3 separate regions of the Homo sapiens genome follow, and all the other regions are linked to region 3. Evidence: chromatin loops called from intact Hi-C (ENCODE). Cell type or tissue: PC-9. All regions are shown on one strand. Each heading gives the region's core, and the rest is flanking DNA. Links, peaks and the distances in the headings are about the cores only.

Region 1 (4,289 bases), core at 867-3,366, 120 kb before region 3:
AACTTTAAACGGCCTAGGTAAATGGGTTAACAGCAAAGGAAATATTACAAAATATATTTCGCTGAAGGCAAACAGGATCATTAGAAAGGGCAAACAACCAGCCACCGAGAAATGAAACTGTCAAAAAACCCAACATACTCAATCCAGAGGAGCCAACTTTCAGATCAGTTTTCTGTTGACTTAAAGGTGCTACTGCAAAAACCTAGACCAGCACCCAATACCCACTTTGCTGCCAGACTTTTGAAGTCTGGGAATTGGCAGCTGAAGGAAACGTAAGCCTCTTCTCCTGGTTTAACACCAGAGGGAAAACATGAGGGAGATAAGGAGGCTGTCTATTAATTAACCAGCCCTGTTTTACCACGCTGAACTTTGGGTAGCAGCCATTAATCAGTCCTACATAGCGCCGGGCAAGGAACTGCAATCACCCTGGAAAATACATCTGAAACGAGAAGGAAAGATAGAGAGGGCAAACCAGGGCTGTGCAGAGGGGATTCTGGAAAGGAAACCAGAGCCCTTCTGCCCCACCCTAAACAAGATGAAGGACGAGAAGGTAGGCGATCCCCAGAGACCTCTGGCTACAACCGCTGTCAGCACAGCTGGTATCTTCCAGGGGAACAGGTACAAGAAGGTGCGTGTCCACAACACGAAGTGACTTGTGCAGCTCTCAGCGGAGGACTGGCATTAATGCATTGCTAGCAAAAGGTGGGGGAGAAAGGAAGCATCTCCTGCGCTCCCAGGCAGGCTCTGATTACCATCATGTTTTCTGAGCCCTTGGGGACTGGGTGGAACCGAAAGCTATCCAAGTGGGAATACGGTGACAAGGAACTCCACTCACTGGGCTGGAAGCCCCACTGGCTTCACGCCACACCCAACTACCACGCTCTGGGCAGCCTGTGCATTTTTAAAACATTTTAAGGCTTTTAGAGGTTGTTCTTGCTGACCAAAAGAATTCCATGACGTCTTTCAAGTTCAAATCCAGTCCTTTGCAGGCTTTCTAAAAAAACTGTTTACTGCCATCAAATCACTTTGTGGTTATTAAAGAAGGGGGCAAATGGAGCACGTGACATTGCCACCCTCCTAAGATGTCTCACTAGGAAAAATATTTGGATGAAGTGGTTGTAACAGATGCCACCTAAGAGGTCGGAAAACAGTAGAAGGAATGTGGAAGCTCTTGACTTTTAATCTAATCAGCAAGGGTTTGTTATTTCTCACCAGAGTATGGGAGGCACACACTATCAGCTTCTGATGAATCTGGTATACATTAGGCAGGTTTTGTTTTGTGTCTTCAGTCAAGCACGTACTTTCCAGGAAGGGGGATGGAGGAGTGGTCCCCCTTGTCTGATTAGGCCACGATGCCGCCCCTATCACATCCTCCAAAGACCCTGTCTTATGGCGTGAGGTGTGCTAACAGACATGGCTCTTATAATTCTTCTTTACCTGCTTATTATGGGCAGGGTTGCTTGTCCCAGTGACTGTATGTGAAGGGTCTGGGGCCAGGCTGTCCCCCAGGAAACAAACAGTGAACTCTCTGTCTCTCTGCTGCTTGGCTAAGCAAGTCATGCCATGTTCGACATGTTATCCCATATCTGCTATGGGCTAGGTGCTATGTGGCTCACGCCTGTAATCCTAGCACTTTGGGATGTGGAAGCAGGAGGATCCCCTGAGCCCAGGAGTTTGAGACCAGCTTGGGCAACATAGGGAGGCCCAGCCTATACAAAAAGTAAAAACTTAGCTGGGCATGCTGGTGCATGCCTGTGTTCCCAGCTACTTGGGAGGCTGAGGTGGGAGGATCACTTGAGCCTGAGAGGTTGAGAGGCTACAGTGAGCCAAGATCACACCATTGCGCTCCAGCCTGGGTGACAGAGTGAGACCCTGGCTCCAAAAAAAAGCAACAAAGGGTAAAACCACAAGAAACCATGTCCATTACGCTAGAGAGAGGTGGCTTCTGTTGACCCTGTTACAATGAGAGTCGGTCGGTTCAATGCGAGAAGAAGTCTAGTTTACCTCTCCCTTCTCTTCCTTCCTGCCAGGTTCACAGCAATTTCCTTTCACTTTCAAAATGCTCCAGGGCACTGTCTGTAGCATGCATGCATGGATTCGTCATTACAAGAGCAGTAATTCACTGTCAGGAGTTTGAAAGCCAGCCCAATCCTGCGGTGAATCAGGATGAGTTAAATGCTCTTTAGCAAGCGCCAAGCTCACCCAAGAGAGGTGGAGTTCAATCTCCAAAGGCCCCAGAGTACCTGCTAATGAACCAGACAAGCCAATTTCCTAAACAATATCCTGGTGCCATCTAGGACCCAGTGGCTTTATCTCAGTGGAAGGCACATTCTCCAGAGAAGGGCTCTTTCAGGCTAACTCACCATAAAGTTTGGTTCAGTATGAGTGTGTGCAACCACTAACACCCCCACGCTTTGGTTTGATTACATCACCAGATCCTTCTCTGCCTTCTCTACCTTGGGACATTACAGCCATTACTACGTTCCTCTTCCCAGCAGTGTATAAAGTGTCCCACTCTTCATTTTCCCTCTTCCTTTCATTGACTAGGCCTAAAAGCAAAGTGGAAGCAATGTATTCTTTCTGAGTCAGTGTTAAGAATGGACGTGCTAGGAAATATTCAGGATTACCTCAACAGGAAGTAATTTTTATGCTCTGGCAAGGCCAATAGTATTGTGACACATATTCATTCCTATTTTCCCTTTCATATTCATTTCTTCATTGGCTTTAAAAAAATTACATTTGCTCAAAGAAAATCTGAACTGTGCCTATAGATATGAAGATGATATTAGGAAGGGAAGGGATTATTACGTTGAAAAAATTTCAAATTCATCTTGTTTGCATTGGTAAAATTGGGAAGATTGCCATTTGTAAGGTTTTAGTTAGCCTATTGTTTCATTTGATTGTAAACGGAATGTCTCCCAGACATGAGACAGACAGACAGACAGACTGCTGCCAAAATTATTTAATTCCCAGGAAAGAGATGGTCCAGTCAGCGGTTAGCTTATGGCTATATTTAAGATGAGCGTTATTTCTATAAATCTTTTGACAGAGGAACTCTACTGAGCCCTCCAGTGGCCAGACCTGGCTGACCAGTCCTGGGTCCAACAGTGATTAAAGATCTCAATCTGGAGCAGAATAGAGAAGTAATGTTAAATAAATCATTTCGCTTCCAAGCCACAATCAATAATTGTGCAGTGCTGTAGGATGGATAAAAGAAAAATGTCCTTCTCACTGACACTCAATCTTCTGCTGGGCTACTCCCATGTTCCCCAGGCCAAGGACAACCTCCTTTTGTACCAAAAATAGTTACAGTTTGTAAAATGATATCTTTTTTATGCCACTTGCAACAGATGGTACAAATAATTCCTTCTCTTATCTCCATCTCTGCACATCCACCCATTTCCTGGACGAACCTTGTTCTTTTATGCACAGCTCCCTTTTAATGTTTTCTAGATTGGATGCTAGTAAGTTATCTGCGGCACCCAACTACAACTTTTTAGCGCCTTAGACTTTATTTTTCTCTTTATGACAGTTCTTGAAACTACTATGTAACTTGTCAACCACATGTTGCCATATAGGATATACTGCTTTATTTGCTTGTGACACTTCATATTCTAACAAGAGATTTTAAATCCCCGTGCTCACCATACCCCACCCACAAACACTCCAATAATCACATAGCAGTTTGCAGTTTACAAAGGGCTCTCAATTGTGACATTTCATGGGCTCCAGAACTCAGTGAAAGACATAGAACAGGTGTCTTATGTCTTTTTGAATAGTTGGGAAACAGAAGTGCAGGGAGTTAAGAACCTCACCCAGCTTCCCATAGCTGCTAAGCAGTGAGGCAGCAAGAACCCCAGCTTCCTCGGTTGTTTGCGTGTGACCTGCTGTGCACTTCAGGACACTGCAAGCTATTCTGCAAAGAACGATGTTCCTCATGCCTGCCCACGCGTGATCACTGATGGATTCCTTATTCGATTTCTGGCCATGGTGTGAAACATGAACAAGTCTGTTGAGAAGTACCTCACTCCATTCACAGGTCCAGATTTTCACAGCAAAGGAAAAGAATCACTGGGGCATCTCACTGGGCTTCGGCTCGAATGATTTAGAGCCTCTCTTGACTTACAATTAGGTTTTATCTACTTGCCTCAAAATGAGTAAGTTATATAATTAGTTATATATTAGTTATATTTAATAGATATATCAGTATATATGCTTATATATATTATACTTATATATACCTATCGATATTATACATCACTCAGTACTATATGGATATCACCATATCA
Region 2 (4,289 bases), core at 854-3,353, 110 kb after region 3:
AAAGTGGCAAAAGCATAATTAATATAAAAATATAAATACCCTGGCTCCTTTGGCATACTTAACATTTTGTATTTTAATTACTTTACAGAATCATTGCTGCTGCTGGGAGTTATTTCAATAACACATTCATTTTTTTTCTATGCCTCCTAAAATGAGAAAAAGTGCAGGCAGTATAGGATAGTTTATTATGTCGTATTTCCCAGTAACTCTCTGAGCCACAGTTTCTGCATCTGTAAAGTGGAAATAGACTGCTAGCCAAGGCCGGGTGCAGTGGCTCAAGCCTGTAATCCCAGCATTTCGGGAGGCCAAGGTGGGTAGATCACTTGAGCCCAGGAGTTTGAGACCAGCCTGGGCATCATGGTGAAACCCCATCTCTACCAAAAATACAAAAAATTAGCCTGGCACAGTGGCATGCACCAGTAGTCAGGAGGCTGAGGTGGGAGGATTGCTTTAGCCGGGAGGCAGAGGTTGCAGTGAGCCAAGATCGCGCCACTGCACTTCAGCCTAGGTGGCAGAGTGAGACCCTGTCTTTTTTTTTTAAAAAAAAAAAGACTACTAGCCTTACTTGACTGCTAGTCATTACTTGTAATGATAAGAGGAAGTAAAGAATATAAAAACACTTTCTAAATATCCAATGCCATTTCAGCAGTCAATAAAAACAATCATTAACATTTGGAACATGAATGCTTAGAACTGTGCTACGTCTGTTTTGTTATTTAATCCTCACAACACAGCTAGCTACTGGCATCCCATTTTATGGACATGATGACTGAGGCCTAAGGACATGAATTTACTTTCCTCTAGTTATACAGCCACTAAGTGGTGAAGCCAGAACTCAACGCCCAGAACTTCCGATGTTGGAGGCACAGTTCTTTGTCACTCACTGTTTTGCAATAACTGTGGTAACAATTTAATATGAATGTGAGTTCTGGCATTAATCCACATTATCTAACTGCAAAATTTCAGGAGGTCTCATTCTCACACATGAGGCAGTTCTTAAAACATTTTGAAAGCCTATCCACTTATTCCTAAGTAGTTTTAGTTTCAAAAGTCCAAATTCCCATTTCACAGGTATCTTTCGATGATTCTGAACTCCGCTTTAACCTCACACGCTGCCATGCACTGTGTGGAAGAAACAATAGGCTTTCTTTGTGTTCTTTTTAAGCTTGGTGGAACTAACTACTCACAGGGCAACTGATGCCTCTGAACTAACCCCTTTCAGCTAACTCACAGATCCACAGCCGCATCCAGTGATTGCTATCACATCCAAATGGCTGGCAAGACTGTTTACTTATCCTCACTGGCAGCCGAAGCAAACAAAAAAAACCCTCATACTCCCAAGTGACCAGTATTTTCTTTTAAACCATGCTTTAAAAACTACCTTTATCACCCACACCCCACCTTCCTCCAAGAAGTCTTTATCTATCTTCTTGGAATTTAGAAATCCTGCTTCCCTAAAAGCTCAAAAACTGGATGTCTCTATCAGGACTGTTTTTTTCTAGTCTGGGAAAAATGCCTCGGTGAGAAAAGCATCAGATACATACTTTTAAAAAAGTGCAATGTTCATAAACCTGATTCAAAGATTATTTCTGCAACATTCCATGGATTTTATTTTTGGCATTTTTACAATGTGAAAATACAAAACTACCCATAGTCTCAATTTCAGGTTTGTCGTAAGAGTAAAAGAACACACACACACACACACACAAACACACACACACACACACACACATCTGGGAATAAATAAGAAATACATGGAGCATCTCAATTTTCAGATTGTCCATCTAACCCTTATCTGTGGCACTTTTATAGCAGTATTCACCGGGCACAATCAGCAGAACGCACAATGCATCGCTTGTTTTCAGCTCTATTCAAAAATCTCAGTTCATTCAATAAAAAAAAAAAAAAAAGCCCTTAAAAACAGCCCTTTAGCACGAACATTGCTATGGGAAAGCTGGGCTTATTGATTCACTTCTTCCTGCCAAGAGAACAATGCCGAGAAACAGAGCGAAATGTTTCCAAATAATTTTTGGCAAAAACTTGGAAGAAAAAAACCCCGCATATTTACCTGTACCCAGAGCTCCACAGGTGAGGCGGCAGTTAAAGCAGAAAATCTAATTCTTCTGGAAGTTTTTGTCTGGAACGGACTCCAGGGTCTTCCTTCGGAGCTGTCAGGTAAAACCCCCCTCCATGTCTGGGCTGTTTTCTTTTGCAGTTTTTCCCAGTGAAACTCTCGTCATTTGCATAAAACCTACTTGTAGCCTATAGGACTTTTTGAGTAGCTACTTGTTAAATCGGCTGTCTTGACATGCTCTTTCAAGCATGACATCATAAATCTCCATGGAAACCCTAACCCCACCTGCCGACATGCCAACATTACCTGTCAGGCGAAGACTTAAACAATCGTCTGAAATTGTTCATTAATGAAACCTTCTTAGGGGCTTTGGATCTCTGCACAGTATAATTTGTGCTGTTGGCAGAAACTTAGCCGGGAACGATGGCTTCATTTTCAAAGCCTGAGCTGTTTTGCAAAAAACAATGATCAAAATTATAGGCGTTCGTTAATCTGCCCCTCCCTGTCTAACAATGCACTTAATTGGTGGAAGAAAAACCTACAGCGGCCATGCGTGTCTCTCTCTGCAGGATAAAGTTACCTTGAAAACTCAGGTCTTGAAAAACCTTCAATTGATACTTCTTTTCCACTCTGTTCTCCACCAGCCCCCTTCCTAGAACTTTTTACCAGCAAAACTTGCAAAACAGGTTCCCTGCCAGAGTGTGTATGTGTGTGTGTGTGTGCATTTCCCCTCGGCTTCTATGGCTGCAGAGGTGGTAGGAAAAGGTGTGGAGAACTTTTTAACTCCTTCCTAACATATCCAGATATTTTGCATGTCTATCCTAGTTTATGTAAATTACCAGAATTACGCTGAAATCTATTCTAGGCTTTGGGAAATGGTCCGTAGGCTCTAAGATACTCAATATCTGAGTCCAGCCCTCTTTCTTCTCACCTCTAAATTCACTGCAGACACACCTCTTACTCCCCAGGTCTAAGACTGCTGACCACTAGGCACCAGAAAATTTGAATAGGACTGAGTTCAAACCCATAGGAGTTTATCATAATGTTATCAGGTCGCTGTCATATGCCACAGTACAAAGTTCTTCAGAGGAACTCAGCAGGGAGCTGAATGGAAGCTGAGAAGCACTTCTGAGGAGGCAGCCGCGAGCAAGATGTGACACTGCAGAGTTTTGGAAACAGCAGTAGCTGAAGGAGCAGTCTGCTGTTAACTTGCCACGGATCCCATTGCAAACTGCAACATATTCAGTGCATCTGTCTTCAAAGGTCAGAGAGCAAACATTAACCTCTACACCTTGCTGGGTGCACCCAGGTATTTACAGAGAGCAATCATAGGTTAAAAAAACTCAGAATGACTCTTTGCATAGCAGGGAATTGTAAACGCTTTGGATCCTCTCCTCCAATGATTCTGTAAGCGTTGCATTGCCGTAGTTCACTGTCAACAGATGGGAGGTTACCTTTGAAGGCAACCAAGAACTACCTTGGTTTAATACCGCAGCCAGAGTTGGAGCACTCCTCGGAGGCAAGACTATTGTCAGAGATTCAATTAATGTCTCTGTGAGATGAAAATACATCCAGATGAAGCCCACACTTGGGCTTTATACTCAGTGGGGCACAAACACAACATGAAACAAACAAAAACCAGATATAACCAGATCTAGGCTTGATTCAGTCAAATCTGAAGATGGGGTGGAGGCACTATTCAATTACAGTTATTCTTCAAAGTTCCATTAGAGAGAAGAGCAAGTGCAAGTTGATTCAGCAGTCAGAGTGGTTATAAATTATGCCAGATCTTCCCTTTGGGTTATTTAGGAAATTACAGTATCTCAGCTTTTGCTTATTGAATTCAGGCTTGGAAAAGAGAGCGAGAAGAGTCAGAATGTAAAGGCAAATGGAGAGAGTCCAGAAAGAATTCAGATGGGAAAGCAACTCCATTAACCGTTTCCTCAGTGGACAGGCAGAGGTAAACCCAAGAGAAAAATTTGTAACCAGCATTGACATTATTATGATCAAGACAGAGAGATCTTGAACAACTTAGAGCTGGGAAAGTGTTTGGCAACAAGGATCCCAGCAATAAGGACAACACACGAAGGCTGGGCAGAAATGCCAAGAGTTGATTAGAGGTGGCCAGTCCAGTGACGATTTTTCCTACCATCCCTGAATGAGAAAAACATCTCACTAAGCCTTAATGACATTGTGATTTGCCTGATGGCAACCT
Region 3 (4,289 bases), core at 933-3,432:
TCAGGAGTTCGAGACCAGCCTGGCCAACATGGCAAAACCCCAACTCCACTAAAATACAAAAATTAGCCGGGTGTGGTGGTGCACACCTGGTGGTCCCAGCTACTTGGGAGGCTGAGGCACAAGAATCGCTTGAATGCAGGAGGCGGAGGTTGCAGTGAGCTGAGATCACACCACTGCACTTCAGCCTGGTGACAGAGCAAGACTCTGCCTCCAAAAAAAAAAAAAAAAAAAAGGGCCAACAAAACCCAAAATACCAAATGTCCTTTGACAGATGAATGAATAAACAAAATGTATAGACATACAAAGAAATATTATTATTATTATTTTTTGAGACGGAGTCTCGCTCTGTCCCCCAGGCTGGAGTGCAGTGGCACGATCTCGGCTCACTGCAAGCTCCGCCTCCTGGGTTCATGCCATTCTCCTGCCTCAGCCTCCCAAGTAGCTGGGACTGCAGGTGCCCGCCACCATGCCCAGCAAATATTTTTGTATTTTGTTTTTTAGTAGAGACAGTGTTTCACTGTGTTAGCCAGGATGGTCTCGATCTCCGGACCTGGTGATCCGCCCACACCTCGGCCTCCCAAAGTGCTGGGATTACAGGTGTGAGCCACGGTGCCCGGCCAGAATATTATTAAGCCTTAAAAAGGAAATTCTGACACATGCTGCCACATACGTGAACCTTGAGGACATTGTGCTAAGTGAAATAAACCAGTCACATAGAAAAACCCAAACACTTTCAGTAGGTTTATGATTTTACCTAAACGAGTTGTCTAGAATAGTCAAGCTCACAGAGACAGAAAGTAGAATGGTGGTTGCCAGGGGCTGGGAGGATGGCGGGGATGGAGAGCTGTTGTTGAATGGATAGAGTTTCAGTTTTACAAGATGAAAAAGTTCTGAAGATTGGTTGCATAACAATGTGAATATACTTAACACCACGGAACTGTACGCTTTAAAATGGTTAAGATGGTAATTTTACGTTATGTGTATTTTACTACAATTTAAAAAATCGTAAAGTTGCCGATAGTCAAATGAATAAAATGAGAAAGGGGGAAAAAAGCGACCCCCCCACCCAAAAAAAATCACCAACTCCTAGCCTAGGTTTCTCTACAAAGTATCTAACTATATAAGGAAAGTTCAAATGGCAAATTATTCTAAGCTTCTTATTTGTGTTGCAGAGGCAATTCCTTGCCTGTATATTTAGTCACAGTTAAGTCTTATCTTAACAACTCTCTCCAAAGGGGACTGGATCTGCACTCAATCAAGTCGGACTGAAGATCTTAGGTTCATTCATTTATTCTAATGGTCCCGTTAGTGTTTCCATAATGTTTTGATTCCTTGAGATCTTAAACCATGCCCTTACCTCAAATGTTGGGCTATGTATGGATACCCTTTGGATAGGCTCACAGCAGTAGGCTGCAATTTCTTTCTGTTACCCTTTTTATTTGGAATGACTCCTATGCGTAGATAAATATTGCCGTATTCCTACGAAGTGGGCAGCTCTGTGCTCCATGCGGAGGGGAACTCAAGCCAAGCACTACAGCTGTCCCTAAGTGCCATCTGCCATGATCTGCCGTGGCTTCTACCACCCCCTTTTTTGTGTGTGTTAGGAGGAAAATGAAGTTCATTTTCAATGCTAACTGTCAGTGAAGAAATCACTATGCTTGGTGTCTTGAATTAGTTGGATTGAAAAAAGCTTTTTCATATCTGAAGCCAAAGAACAGACTATATACCCCTTTTGTCACACACCCATGTTGCTTCTCTGACTGGGGTGTGGAACTAACGAGTGCCTATGCCTCTTTGTTCAATTGAACAGAAGCAACCAAATTGCCCATTCAGTTGATGATGGATTAGCCACCTGGATGGTTGATATTGGATTCTCTGAGATAGTCTGCAGAGTTGATTCTGAGATAAGAACAGTTCTTAATTGTATCAACTAACTGAATCCACAGTCTGTTTTAATTCAAGATCCAAGACACATTCCTACCATTAAACATATGGAAGACAGATAGAAAGAAATCTCATTTATTTTCTCGCCATATAAATAGGAAGGTCTCTCCCTTGAACAATAACATGTACAAATAAGGAGATTTTTGAGCAGGGGCTATTCCCTGACCATGTTTAAGCACAGATCTGTTTAAAATTAAAAGTTACATTCCTGTTATTAAAAGCTCATCCTCTTTTAGAAAATACCCAATCAGTTCAGGAGGGAAAAAAATCCTTCACTGTGCACATTATTAACTCATGGAAGGCTTTAGGTTTCCACATTCCCCAATAATAAGGTCAGAACTGACTCTTGGACTCTACCCCAAAACCTCAACTTCCTGCTCTGCAAGAAGATTTACCTCAGAGAAGGAATAGGTCTCAACTGTTGCCAAAGCAAAGACATTTATACGAAATCAGTCAGATCAGGGCAACTGGTAACTCTATTCGATGTGCCACATTCTAAAAGACAAAGCGCAAGAAATACGAACAGTTTTCTGTCTGATTGTCTACAAATGTGTGTGTGAGTAGGTACAGTAGATTTATTGAACGCTGTCCCAGAAGTGAGATTTCCAGATAAGACATTTAAAAATATCCTTCTAGATGCTATTTTTAACATTATCTTATTTATTTAAAATTTTGTTTATATTCAATCTTGTTAAGCTTATTATAAGGGCAAAATTAATTCTTTTTGGATGATACAATGTCATCGTGAACACTAATTCTGGTGTTAATAGAGAAAATGGAAACAAAGAGGCCTCTTCATTAAGCAGTTTCAAAACAGTGAACTGAGCAACCAATTTTGCAAATCTTCCCCCTGCATGGCCCATAACTAAAAATATAGTCACTCAAACATCGTAGAATTGGAGACGGAAAAACAGCTCAATGGAATGAAACATAGAGTTCAGAAACAGACCCAAACACAGGCAGAAATTTGGATCTCACAAAGTGGCATTTCAAATCAACAAGGGAAAAGATTAATTATTCAGTTCGTGGTAGTGGTACTGTTGACTAGCCACTTGGCAAAAGAAAGAAAGCTAGATCTCTATCAAACTCCTTGCCTCAAAATAAACTGTAGAAGGATCAAATATTACAACGTAAGGAAGCTAAACTCTAAGAGCACTAGTATAGAACACAAACAATGCTTAATATGTAATATTAGGACAGGGAAGTTCTTTCTAAAAATACAATTCCAGAGGCAGAAATATGAGAGGAAAGATTTCTGAGGTTGATTGCATGAAAATTTTAAATTTCTATGGGAAAAATACATGCAAACTTTAACAACTGGAGAAATATTTGCATAAAGTGTGAAAGTTAATTCCTTAATTTATGAAGTGGTCTAAAAATACCCCCCAAAAACCTCATCATCCAATTAAAAATGGGTAAAAACACAAACTGGAGCTTCGCACAAACACAAAATTGACTAACTAATATAGGAAAATATACTCTAACGTCAATGATTATAAAAATGTAAATCAAAACAATGAGCTTTTTTTACTCATTGGGTTAGCAAAACTTTTAAAAAGTTAATATACAGGATAGCAACTATCAACTAGCATTCTTATATGTTGCAGAATATTATATATATCCAAATAGGTCTAACATTTCTGGTAAGATTTGTAAACATTTTGAACAATCAATTCTACCTTTAGAAAGTTATCCTGTGGAAAAAAATACCCAGATATATGAACAGACCATCCAGTGCAGCTTTGCCTTCGTAAGAAATTGGATAAAGATGGAAATGCAGGAGTTGCAGTTAGAGAAAGACAGAAACTAGAAAAATAATCATTTAAATTAGCATAGGGAACTGATTTAGTAAATGATAATTCATATGATGGTAAACAATGTAATCATTAAAAACTGAGTCGGCCGGGTGCAGTGGCTCACGCCTGTAATCCCAGCACTTTTGGAGGCAGAGGTCGGCGGATCCCCGAGGTTAGGAGTTCGAGACCAGCCTGGCCAAGATGGTGAAACCCTGTCTCTACTAAAAATAAAAAATCAGCCGGATGTGGTGGCATGCATCTGTAGTCCCAGCTACTCTGGAAGCTGAGGCAGGAGGATCGCTTGAACCTGGGAGGCGGAGGTTGCAGTGAGCCGAGATTGCGCCACTGTACTCCAGCCTGGGCGACAGAGTGAGACTCTGTTTCAAAAAAAAAAAAAAAAAAAAAAAATTGAGTTGTATCTGCATGAGCTAATGTGAAGTACCTTGAAGATGCATCACTAAGTGGAGAAGCGACATACAGAGTAACTGTAGATTATTATAATTTTTATAAATGTTCACATAAGCCATGCATCTATCTACTGGGATATGC

Evidence for each region. Peaks named below come from ENCODE experiments on the same cell type or tissue, not always from the same donor. Only the 100,000 strongest peaks of a DNase experiment are listed, where the experiment ranks them.
Region 1: it touches region 3 in a loop (12-fold over the local background); 2 of 110 quality-filtered maps call a loop at or near these places.
Region 2: it touches region 3 in a loop (2.8-fold over the local background); 4 of 110 quality-filtered maps call a loop at or near these places.

What each region holds. Positions count from the first base shown.
Region 1 is chr10:24,462,092-24,466,380 of GRCh38, reverse strand. All of the region lies in intron 5 of KIAA1217, which reads right to left. It overlaps LOC105376455 (a long non-coding RNA gene), which reads left to right. Exons shown (of 3, transcript XR_930755.4): 1 at 1-628. Among named protein-coding and RNA genes, the nearest start is that of MIR603, 190 kb to the right of the region's middle. RefSeq lists an enhancer at 3,412-3,913. In PC-9, for the core only: no CTCF peak of the experiment used is centred there; DNase peaks (open chromatin) are centred at 2,070 and 2,630; H3K4me3 peaks cover 316 bases; H3K27ac peaks cover 2,409 bases.
Region 2 is chr10:24,237,117-24,241,405 of GRCh38, reverse strand. The region is part of intron 2 of KIAA1217; the gene reads right to left. Among named protein-coding and RNA genes, the nearest start is that of KIAA1217, 30 kb to the right of the region's middle. RefSeq lists an enhancer at 3,133-3,658. In PC-9, for the core only: no CTCF peak of the experiment used is centred there; DNase peaks (open chromatin) are centred at 2,325 and 2,735; H3K4me3 peaks cover 2,402 bases; H3K27ac peaks cover 2,031 bases.
Region 3 is chr10:24,342,512-24,346,800 of GRCh38, reverse strand. All of the region lies in intron 2 of KIAA1217, which reads right to left. Among named protein-coding and RNA genes, the nearest start is that of MIR603, 69 kb to the right of the region's middle. In PC-9, for the core only: no CTCF peak of the experiment used is centred there; a DNase peak (open chromatin) is centred at 2,320; H3K4me3 peaks cover 478 bases; H3K27ac peaks cover 1,665 bases.